2 separate regions of the Homo sapiens genome follow, and region 1 is linked to region 2. Evidence: chromatin contacts called from ENCODE Hi-C or POLR2A ChIA-PET data. All regions are on one chromosome and are shown on one strand. The core of a region is the stretch at or near the end of the contact, and the rest is flanking DNA. Distances in the headings are between cores, read along the strand shown. Region 1 has its middle 22 kb from the start of LINC02104. Region 2 has its middle 37 kb from the start of DAB2.

The links. Hi-C counts contacts between places; a loop is a spot of excess contacts on that map. ChIA-PET counts read pairs that join two places held with the same protein, here RNA polymerase II (POLR2A). Pooled maps may share reads with other maps.
Region 1: a map of CD14-positive monocyte shows a loop between it and region 2 (2.1-fold over the local background). The contact joins two enhancer-like sites. A Hi-C loop is called at or near these places in 3 of 168 maps with a recorded cell type or tissue (CD14-positive monocyte and heart left ventricle), 1 of 37 single-sample maps with no recorded cell type and 4 of 50 pooled maps. POLR2A ChIA-PET finds 5 or more read pairs at or near these places in 3 of 52 experiments (OCI-LY7, activated CD4-positive, alpha-beta T cell and activated T-cell).

Annotation. Positions count from the first base shown.
Region 1 is chr5:39,539,400-39,545,116 of GRCh38, reverse strand. No RefSeq gene overlaps it. Among named protein-coding and RNA genes, the nearest start is that of LINC02104, 22 kb to the right of the region's middle. Within about 2 kb of position 1,561, at least 2 of the 41 ENCODE cell types and tissues checked have a DNase peak (open chromatin) inside an H3K27ac peak, as active enhancers do.
Region 2 is chr5:39,459,664-39,465,089 of GRCh38, reverse strand. No RefSeq gene overlaps it. Among named protein-coding and RNA genes, the nearest start is that of DAB2, 37 kb to the right of the region's middle. Within about 2 kb of position 3,954, at least 5 of the 41 ENCODE cell types and tissues checked have a DNase peak (open chromatin) inside an H3K27ac peak, as active enhancers do.

The sequences.
Region 1 (5,717 bases), core at 312-2,811, 82 kb before region 2:
AAGCCAACTTTTTCAAGCCCCTGAGCTCTCACTGCTGGCCATATAGTGCATGGCCTCGTGTTGCCGGGAATCTGTCTTGGAAAGGAGGTTGAACAAGCCCAGCTACATTCAAAGTAGCATCCACTTGAACCTCAGGCATCACCTGTCTTGGCTCTGAAACTGGGTGAATCCACACTACCCCTACATCTCTTCTCTCTCCAAGACTGTTCTCCCCTGCTCCTATGATGAAGAGGTAAATCCACAAGTCCTTTTCCTCAGCAGATGTCCAATTAGGTAACTAAATTATATGACAGCCTTTGTAAATGAGTCTCTTAGAGCCTCTCAGGAGGTTTTAGGAAGAAAGACCAGGTACTCTAATTTCCCTTCCCTCCCTTGGGGAAGGCAGGGAATTTCCTCTTATCTCAAACGCACCGCATTCTAATGACCCTTGGATCTGCTCCTCTCTGTCTTGTTCCCAGTCTTATTATATAGAAGACGGAGGCTGGCAGCAGTTTGCTGCATCCATCACCTCTTAAGAAGCTTTGGCTCTGACTCTGGTGACTGTCAGTTCAGATATTAAATACTTTCCTGTCCTCAGCCTTGGTCCTAATTACCAACCTCAGAAGTCCCACTAAGAGCTTCTTACATGTGGAAGGTAAACAAAGTTCCTTGGAAGAAAAAAAAAAAAATACAGATAACATACGGATATTTAGAATAGGTATTTGGCCTCAGTTGGGCCGCTGTTAAGATTTTTTCATCATCATCCATTAATTCAACATATTTAGCAAATAAGAACTAAATGCCTACCACAAGTTGAACAAAATGATAGACTCTTATAATTCAGAGAAGAAGAAAATGTATTCCCTGCTCTCTAAATGCCATTTCCTACTGTATAGTATTTAAAATCCAGGACTGTGGATGCCAGTGTGAAGGTAGGGGCTGAGGGCAGTCAGGGCAGAGGGAGAACATACAAAGCTGGAGAAGGCAAGGTAGACTTAAAGAAGAGATGGCATTTGAAAGGGCTCTTAAAAAATGAATGGCATCGATCATCGGGCAGGAAAAAAAAATAGAGGAAATAATATCAAGTAGAGATAATAATGGCATGAGCAAAGACAAAAAGATACAAAGATTGTGAGGCAGTTAATGCCTATGCCTCTGTCAGCGGGGTGGTGAGAATATAGTGAGGGCTGGGCCTCACCAAATCAATTGATTCAAATTCCAAGCTCCTTAACTGGTAAGGAGTGAAAATTCCAATTGAAAATGGGAAATTCCAAACCGGTTAAGGAGTTTGGAATTTTTCTGTATATAAAATGGAGAATTGTTAAAGGTTTTAAAGTGAAATAATGATGCATGGAATACCATTTTAACAGTAAGTCTCAATATCAATATGAAATAGATGAGCAACTAGGGAGTTGGGAGACGACATGATCTGGAGAGCTGGTGAGTGCATGAACTCAGTATATAACAATGAGGAAGGAAGAGAAGGAACAGAGATGAGAAATCTTTAATAGTAGAATTAAATTGAGAATGACTAAGGGATTTTAAGCTTTGGTGTCTGGACGTGTAAGATATGCAGATATTCTTGCTGAGATAGGAAACACAGGAAGAACTGGCTGAGAAGAAGAGAATGAGTTCATTTGGAGATGCAATACTTTAAGGTGATGAAGAACATCTAGGAGGAGCTTCCCAGGAGTCATTTGGGCCTGGAGTTCAAAGCAGACTGGCTAAATGAGGGAACAATCAGTGAATAGAGGAGGCTTGAAGCTAGGTGAGTGCACGAGAGAATGTCCAGTTAGAGTATGTAAAGGGAGCAGGGAGCTTGGGACAGAGCACTTAAAGAACTGAAAAAGGATGGAGAGGAGGTAGTGAAGAAGCTGGAGATAAAGATATCAAGAGAAAAAAATCAGGATGGACCAGTGTCTCAAAAGCCAAGGAAAGAGGAAATGTCCAGCCCGACTGAAGCAGTTCCAGTGTGAAGTGTTAGAGAAAAGCCACATAGAATAAAAACTGAAAAAAAAAAAACTCATAAGATAAAGAAATTGGGAAGTATTTGGGTGATGCTGGATTTAACTAGACCATGCTTCTCTTGTGTTTAGATATTTGAAATGTATGTTTTAAAATAGACTTTTTGGAGAACTCTTAGCTGTCTTTTGTGTCGGAAATCTGTGTAAATGCTGATTTTTCCAAAGAACATGAAATGTGCTTATATCCTTACATTTTTCTTTAGGATAAACAAATTTTGAGCTAATAAGCAAAAAGGAAGAGACATGCACTTAAAAAAAAGCATTTACTGTACATGAAAAGGGCCATTACTAAAACAGTTGGAAGTGATAACAGCAATTTTTCTCTGTAGGAAAGGAAATAACTTAGATTCAGGAAAAGGAGCTTGCTGACAAGGCAGTCAGTCATATGTCTCCCCAAAGGAAGTTAAGAGATTGGTTTTTTAAGGTCACAGTTCAATGGAAAGTGAAGTTGATGTTCACTTGAATAAAGCTTTCTTCACTTATGCTGAGTGGATTATCAAAATAACTAACAGAAACAATAGAATGAGATGGTAATACCTCCCTCAGTCCTCCGAGCTTTTCAATGTCAAGTCAGATTATTTGCTGAAAGAGCAAGCATCTTGAAATATGATGAGAAAGTTCATATAGGATTTTTTTTTTTGCTCAACATCTTAGTCCCATATAGCTACTTAATTGTATATTTTCTTGAATAAATACATCAAGAATAAAAGATTTTCAAAAATATGTCATTCTCCTTTTGTGAAGAACTAGATCAGTGGCTCACCATATAAATGTACAGTATTAGTTCTTATATTCATAGAAAATACATTATCAAATAAAAAACGATTCTTTTATATGTTAATTCTAATAAAAAACTACTTCAGAATATGTATGGACTCAAAGATAACTCAGGAGAAAGGAGATAAGATTAATAAAGTGCTTGCTGTACTTCAGGCATATGCTGAGAATCGTGGTGATATTAATGACATAGTCTATGAGTCATGCCCAGTGACCAAGGGCTCATGTGTCCTCTCAACATTTGAAGCAGTCTTCGAAGCTACCCAAAGCCCCACTGGATGTTGATCTCATCAGAATATGGTTATCAATGATCTTTGACCCGTTGTCATCCTGAATCAAGGATAATTTCGATCTTAGAATAAATGGAGGTAAAAAGAAGTAAAAGACTTTTATCTTGAGCCCCTCACTATAGACTGGTTTCTCTCTCTTTCAAGGGCCTATCTCTCCCCTCTTTTGTTGAAAGCAGGCCTGCTCAACTATACTCAAAGCATAGGAAGCTACTTAGGTCATTTGCATATTTTTAGTATTTTATATTCCTTTGCAACCTTTGTAACTTTTACTTTCTACCCAACGTGAGAATCCCTCCTACACAGTAAGGCATTCAGGTTAAATATCTAGAGCCGAACATTACCCAGACTCAAGTTCTAATTCCTGCACTGTCATTTACAAGCTGCATACTGAGCCAAGTTGCTTGACCATTTCAAGTAAAACCGGGATGACTAAAATGCCTCTATTTGTTAGAACATTATAAAGACTAAATGTGATACTATATGTTATATACTTGGTATAGTGCTAGGAACTTAAATAGTCGTAGGGAGAAAAATTACTTGGCTAGTTTCAGTTACTCATTGTCTTCAATAACAGTCTATCCCATTTTTAAAATTTCAAAACGTCATTCAGTCTTTCCTTTTATTAAGCCAAGTCTATCTTGTTCTCCACTTTGCCCACTAATCTAAATTCTGTCCTCTGGAACACCACAAAATAAATCCAATCTCTCACATTTTTCTGTTCCATTTAGTCTGAACTATCCGCTCTTGGAAAACAAAAATGAACACGACATAGTTTCATTCTGAAATAACCTTAGACGATAGAAGAGAAAACATATGTATACACATATGTATTTGCACATGACATATATTTAGTGTTTAAGGGTGCAAAGGTTTAAGTTGTATATTCAATTATTACATAAATGGAGTACGAGTATTTCAAAGTGCAAGAATAAATGGTTAAATTAGCCAGGCGTGGTGGTGGGCGCCTGTAGTCCCAGCTACTCGGGAGGCTGAGGCAGGAGAATGGCGTGAACCCGGGAAGTGGAGCTTGCAGTGAGCCGAGATCACGCCACTGCACTCCAGCCTGGGTGACAGAGTGAGACTCCGTCTCAAAATAAAAAAAAAAAGAAAGAATAAATGGTTATTGGAACACAAAGGAAAATGTGAAGTCTAACTGTGATTGAGTGGAGGAGAAACTATACTATGCCCTTAAGGATGGGTAAGATGAAAGGGCCTCCTGGAGGAAACAGCATGTACAAAATAACCCAGGCATATTCAGAAAACCAAGGGCTTTGCAGTTTTACTAAAGCAAGCTTTCCAAATTGTGAACTGTAGGCGTAAATCTTTAGAGTTTCAAGGGATATGTTCGTCTATATATGCACCAGACATTGGGTATGGTCTGAATCGCAATAACAAAATGCCTATGGCATGACTTTTCTTAAATGTAATTTAATGCTTGTTAGTATTGATAATAAAGTCAGGCTGGGCACAGTGGCTCATGCCTGTAATCCCAGCACTTTGGGAGGCCGAAGCAGGTGGATCACCTGAGGTCAAGTGTTTGAGACCAGCCTGACCAACATGGTGAAACCCCGTCTCTACTAAAAATACGAATATATATCTGTATATATGGAACACCATGCCCAGCTCTCTCTCTCTCTCTCTCTCTCTCTATATATATATATATATGTATATGTGTATATATATATATATATCTGAGCTATATATCTATACATTGATAGCTGTACAGCAATCAATGAGATAGGAGACATTTAGAATGTACTGGTGTTTCTGAAGAAGAACACAGAAGAAACTTTCAAATAAAAGGGAACTATCGATTGTGTGCAATGATAAAGAGAATTTATGGCTGGGCACGGTGCCTGTAATCCCAGCACTTTGGGAAGCCTAGACACGAGGATCACTTGAGCCCAGTTTGAAACCAGCCTGGGCAACAAAGTGAGACCCCTGTCTCTACAAAAACTCAAAAAATTAGCCAGACGTGATGTCATGCACCTGTGGTCCCAGCTATATTGGAGGCTGAAGCAAGGGGATAGCTTGAACCCAGGAGGTCGAGCTGGGCATAGTGGCAGGCCCTTGTAATCCCAGCTACTCAGGAGGCTGAGGCAGGAGAATCGCTTGAACCCAGGAGGCAGAGGTTGCATTGAGCCAAGATCGCACCACTGCACTACAGCCTGGGCAACAAGAGCAAAACTCCATCTCAAAAAAAAAAAAAAAAAAAAAAAAGTCATAATTCTGTGTTTTCTTCATCAGTGAGTACTCAGAGTACAACCACTAACATAGATCGTCCTTCAGAGTTATTAGCATTAAAAAGGGATCTACTCAAGCGTTTGGGAGGTATCAGGTCAGAGTACAGAGGGCTAAGCAGGAGTGGGCCATTCCTTCCCCTTGGCATAGCTCCCTTCCCCTCTTATCTATTCAAGGACATTGCTCTGGCCATTTGCCCCTGTTTTAAGTTTTTCCTTACCACTACAGTTTTCTCATTATCATCCAACTACGTTGTGTTTCTTTCAGTGTGGAAAACAATTCATCTCAACATTGCTTCCATCTCCAATCAGCTGGTTTTTACTGAAAGAGAAAAAAAAAAGCCCTAGGAAAAACAAATGTGTGTATGCACAGTTTCTAATTTCTTTCTAGTATTTTCTCTGTGAGC
Region 2 (5,426 bases), core at 2,705-5,204:
GCAGTGGTGCTATCACAGCTCATTGCCGCCTTGACCTACTGGGGCTCAGGTGATCCTCCCACCTCAGCCTCAGGAGTAGCTGGGACTACAGGCGCACACCACCAAGACCGGCTAATTTTTGTATTTTTTGTGGAGATGGTGTTTCACCATGTTGCCTAGGCTGGTCTCAAACTCCTGAGCTCAAGTGATCAGCCCACCTCTGCCTCCCAACGTGCTGGGATTACAGGCGTAAGCCACCATGCCCAGCCCTCTGAAGGATGCTTATTGAGTAAAGGGAGCATTCCAGCGCAAGGGAGAAGCACAGCCAACATGAGGAAAGGCAGGAAGGCCTGGGGATGGGGGTAGTTGCCACAAAGAGGGAATGGAGTCATCAGTGCAAGATAGGATTGGGATCTAAGGTAGGGGAGACAGGTCCTCTGAGATCACTTGAAGAGTCTTGTTTTTATCTTAAGGACAAAGGGAAACCTCTGAATACTTTAAGCCAGAGGGAAAGGTAGCATAATCAGAAAGAAGAGATAGCATAATCAGAAAAAGGAGAAAACGAAAATATAGGTGGAGTACATGGGAAGCTACTACAATAGGGTAGGTGAAAGATGACGAGGACTTGGAGAAATTTGGGCTGTGAAATCATCAACAGAAGGAAAGAGAGATGAAGGACAGAGAGATATCCAGAACAGCTCTTGAATTTCTGGTTTGCATAACTGGACAGATGGCGTCCTACCACTGAGTTAGGAAATAATGTGAGGCATGGATCGTTCAGGGACTCATAAATTCAGTGAGACATATCAAATGAATGGTGGTGAATGACTAGGGCTCAGCAAAGAGAATCAGAAACAATCTGTTTGTCGTCATTCTTTCTCAGTTCAGATATGGTAAGTGAGCATCTATTTTAGCCAAGGTAATCATTGCTCCCTAAGGACACTAGTGAGTGTGCGTTCCTGAATCAAAGGGGAAAAAAAAAGCCAATGCAATGCTGGACGTATGATAAATTGTTTTAGGAGTCACCATAACTCCCAAGAGCAAAGACAAACGGTGACTCTATCTGGAACAGTCTGTGGTCTTAGCATCATTTCTTAGCATCATTTTTTTTTTTTTTTTGAGACGAAGTGTCACTCTGTCACCAGGCTGGAGTGCAGTGGCACGATCTCTGCTCACTGCAACCTCCGCCTCCTGGGTTCAAGTGATTCTCCTGCCTCAGCCTCCCGAGTAACTGGGACTACAGGCATGTGCCACCATGCCCAGCTAATTTTTGTATTTTTAGGAGAGGTGAGGGTTTCACCATGTTGGCCAGGATGGTCTCGATCTCTTGACCTCGTGATCTGCCTGCCTCAACCTTGCGAAGTGCTGGGATTACAGGCGTGAGCCACTGTGCCCGGCCAGCATCATTTCTTTTAAAGAAACCCATAGAGAGCTGGGAAATGACCATAGAAATGCAATTGAAACAATACATTTTTGAGTGTTAAAGAAGGTTCCCTAAAAGTTTACTCAAAAAACTGAAAGCTGAGGAAAGAAGAGATAAAATCCAAAGAACCACCAAAGGTTTAATTATAAATTGGACAGTGACATTGCCCTGAAGTTTGGAGAGGTAAGTTCAGAACAAATGATGGGAGATACAGACTGGGCAGGAAGGGTGGCATTATAACCCGGTGGTTTAGAGAAGGGCTTCTCAAAGTTTAATGTGTGTATGAATCACCTGAGAAAACTGTTGAAATGCAGATTATGGTTCAGTAGGTCCTGGTGGGGCTTGAAACTCAGGGTCTCTAACAAGCTGCCAGGTGATGCTGATGCTGAGCATAGGGAGAGTTTAGACTAGCCTGACTTGAGGAGGCAGAGAGCACTAAACCCTGGTTCTACCACTTACTAACTGTACTCTTGACCTTGACTGAGACACTTAATCTCGTTAGGCGTCAATTTCCTCATCTCTCACAGGTTTGTGGTGAAGATTAATGGAGATAATTACAGGCATATAAGAAGTACTTGCTAAATGCTAACTGCTAGTGCTATTAATGTTATTGAAGCCATCATTCCAGGAGGTAGTCAAGATGAAAAGCACTAAGTTGGAGATTTTAGGTAATTTCACAGTGGATGGATCCACAAGTATTACAGTTTTTAAGATACATTGGAATGATTGAGGCTGAGATATATTCTTATGCTGTGTGATTATTGAGTTTAACCCATTAAGTAAACCATATATTTTATGTTCACCATGTCTCATTAGTCCATTCAACAGCTGCCTGCCTAAATGCCAATGCCAATAAAGCTGAATTGTAGCAATTTCTGGACACAGAGGACTTAAACTGACATAGGCATCACCTCCATGTGAGAAAATTCCTTTGGCGGACTATCATCAAAATGTGTTTAAACTCAAATAATTGTGTGCCTCTATAATAATAGGACATTTTCCTTCCAATGAAATGGCTTTTTGTCCAACGGTAGAAATATATAAATTACCCGGATTAAAAAGCATGTGGAGACAAGAGGATACACTCAATTCCTGTCACTGAACATGCAGTGGATTTAGAGGGAGCCCGGACTGTGATGTACAGTGTGCCCTACAGGTCTTTCTGGACCTAAGGGGAAAAAATGTCCTTCAAAAATAACGTAGTTATTGACGTCAGTAAGTCTGAAGTAAAACAATTACGTGCTTTCAAGTCATTTTGTTGCAAACAGCTATGCATTGAGAGTCAGCTGAACGTCTGACATTATCCTAGAAGTTGTGCAAAGGCAAAAAGTTTAAGAGTCAGTTCCTAGCCCCAAGAAATATACAAATGATTTGTCAGGCAATGTATGCACACATGAAACATGGCAATGTTCAGGGCAGCATGTGATTGACTGCCAAAGTGTCTCGAGCAGGAAGTACCAAGGGAGGATGGAGATGGTAATAATCAGGGTTGGGTGGAGAATATCTGAGGAAACTGCACTTGATTTGGGCCTTGAAGAGTAATTGACTGGATTTAGATTTATCTAGAAAGGTCGTTCCCAGCAGAAGCAACAAGAACAACAAGCTTGGAGGTAAGAAGGGACATGGCATGATTTTGTGTCTGCAGAAAGTAATATAAAATTGGAAAATAATGTTCTTTCAGTATCGTAGGGCAGGAACATGGGGAGATTTTGACAATCAATTGAGGAGACTGGAACAGGAGAGGATAATGTATTAGAAGATTATGTATGCAAATATATGTATTTGTATATGTACATGTGTATTTATCAGCTGAGAAATATGGCATTAGATGATTATATATATATATATATATACACATATATATGCATACATATATATATTTGCAGCAGGTAGCACCTAAATTTTATAAACATTAAAGAACTTTGAAGTCAGAGTATGTGTTCACCCTATTCTTTTATCCAAAAACTCATATTTATCAAAACATAGCAGGATTCTTTTGACTAGGAACTTTCAGACGATGATGAAAGGGTTTTACTAACAATAATTCCATCCACACTCTCAAATAAGAATTGTATGCAATTTATCTTTCTAGTTATAAACAATGATTTACAAGAAACCATCAGTGTGTTCTACTAAGCAACTAGTCATAACACTTTATCTGTGTGGCTACGACCTATGGAAACAGATCTGATCCTGTCTGGTGCTCTTCTAATGTGGGCAGGATGATTGACATACTATGATGCCTAGTTGGGCTGGAATGTCCATATCTTACTTCAGGGTCCTTATTTCTAAGTCTAGGTCACTGCTCATGCCACTACTAGCTCAAAGCCTCACTTTTATAGATTGAGTTCTTCATAAAGTTCTGCTTCCCTCCAGTAGCCCCCTCAAATGCTGACCATAGCTTTACTGTGTCTATATGTGCCTTCTCCCTGGCAGCTGCGTTTCCTCTGAGAGAACAGCGGTCTTCTGTCTGCTGTGGCAAGCAAGTCACTTCTTCTTGTAGTGAGAACTGAAACCAGAACCATCATGTGCCACTTCCTGGACACCTCCTATTAAATATTAAAGTCCTCTCACCACAGAAGCCGGAGTTTAGTGGTTAGGGGCACAGGTTCTTAGATATGAACATCAGTTGCAACCTACCAACTGCATGCTCTTGGACAATTTACATTTCTGTGTATCAGCTTTCCTTTTTCTTTAGAATGAGATATTAATAGTAGCAACCCAGAATTGTCATGAAGCCTAACTAAGTTTTTATATATAAAGAGAGTTAGAAGAGGGCTTGGAATGTAACAATAACTCAATAAATATTGGCCTATTATGATTATTGTTTAATCTCTTTATGTACTAATATCATGTACATTACACATGTACATCAATAACTAGCTAATTAAAAGTCTCCAAAATAGATTCTAACATTTAGATTTTTATTATTATCATTTGACTAGTTATTTGAATATTTCTGTCCATATTTACTTATATGCATCTGTATGAAAGGCAATATCAACATGAAAGAGTACTGTTATCACGTAGGCTTAACCCTTCTAACTATGTGGGGAAAAAAATCTTGCTAAGAATTAGGAAACTACAGAAGTCTTTTAGCAACCCATGCAATTGACAAACTTGAAGGTTCAAAGTGGAATAAAATCTGATATTCTTAACTACTTTTGTGGCTATGTTCTTGCAAAACTTCTAAATTTATAAAAGGTGTCCATCAGTTAGTTGAGAAGTCTCTCAACCTGTACTCCAGGAAGAACTGAAACAATGTAAAGCCATGTAATTCTTATAGATGATCTTGTTATAAAGACAGAACTTTCGTATATGAAAAAACTAAAGGGCAACACAAAATTGAGCATATTATGGGAGGTCAGGAAGGAGTGAGCTCAATAGGCTTAAATTGTAGTGTGAAGGATGTGGCATAAATATCAGGAAACATTTATGAACAGTAAATGCTATTAAAATGGGGTCATTACAATCTTCTTCCCCAAGAGCTCTCAGCAAATGTGGATTTACATGTAATCCTGCTTTAGCTTGATAATTCATTGCATACCTTGGAGGCAAAGGGAGTGGATTTGATTATCTTGTTAAGGATCCTTTGGTCCTCTGGTGTTATAATCCTGAGAGAAACCTCTTGGTATTCCTCAATCTCATGTTTCTCAATGAAAAACAAGAGAATGGTATGTTAAACTGCATCTACAGCTCTGAGATCTTTATGCTAACTGTGTTATAAACAGCATGAACTCAATGAACTTATTACTACTAAGGGAAGTTGATGACTTGAAGGAAAATGAGAAATTCTGAAATTTAATGTTTAATTTTTTATTAATTTTAAATTCTTAATTTAAATCTTTAGGAATTAAATCTTTTCTAGCATTCCTTGATTTTGGAAACATTTACTTGTGACCAAAAGCATTCTACAATTTTTAAAAAACATGTTATCCTGTTTCAGTAAAGTTATTCTTAAAGATGAATGTTGACTAAGGAAGCAAAAACACAATTGTGAGACTGAATCAGGTATTTATTTTAA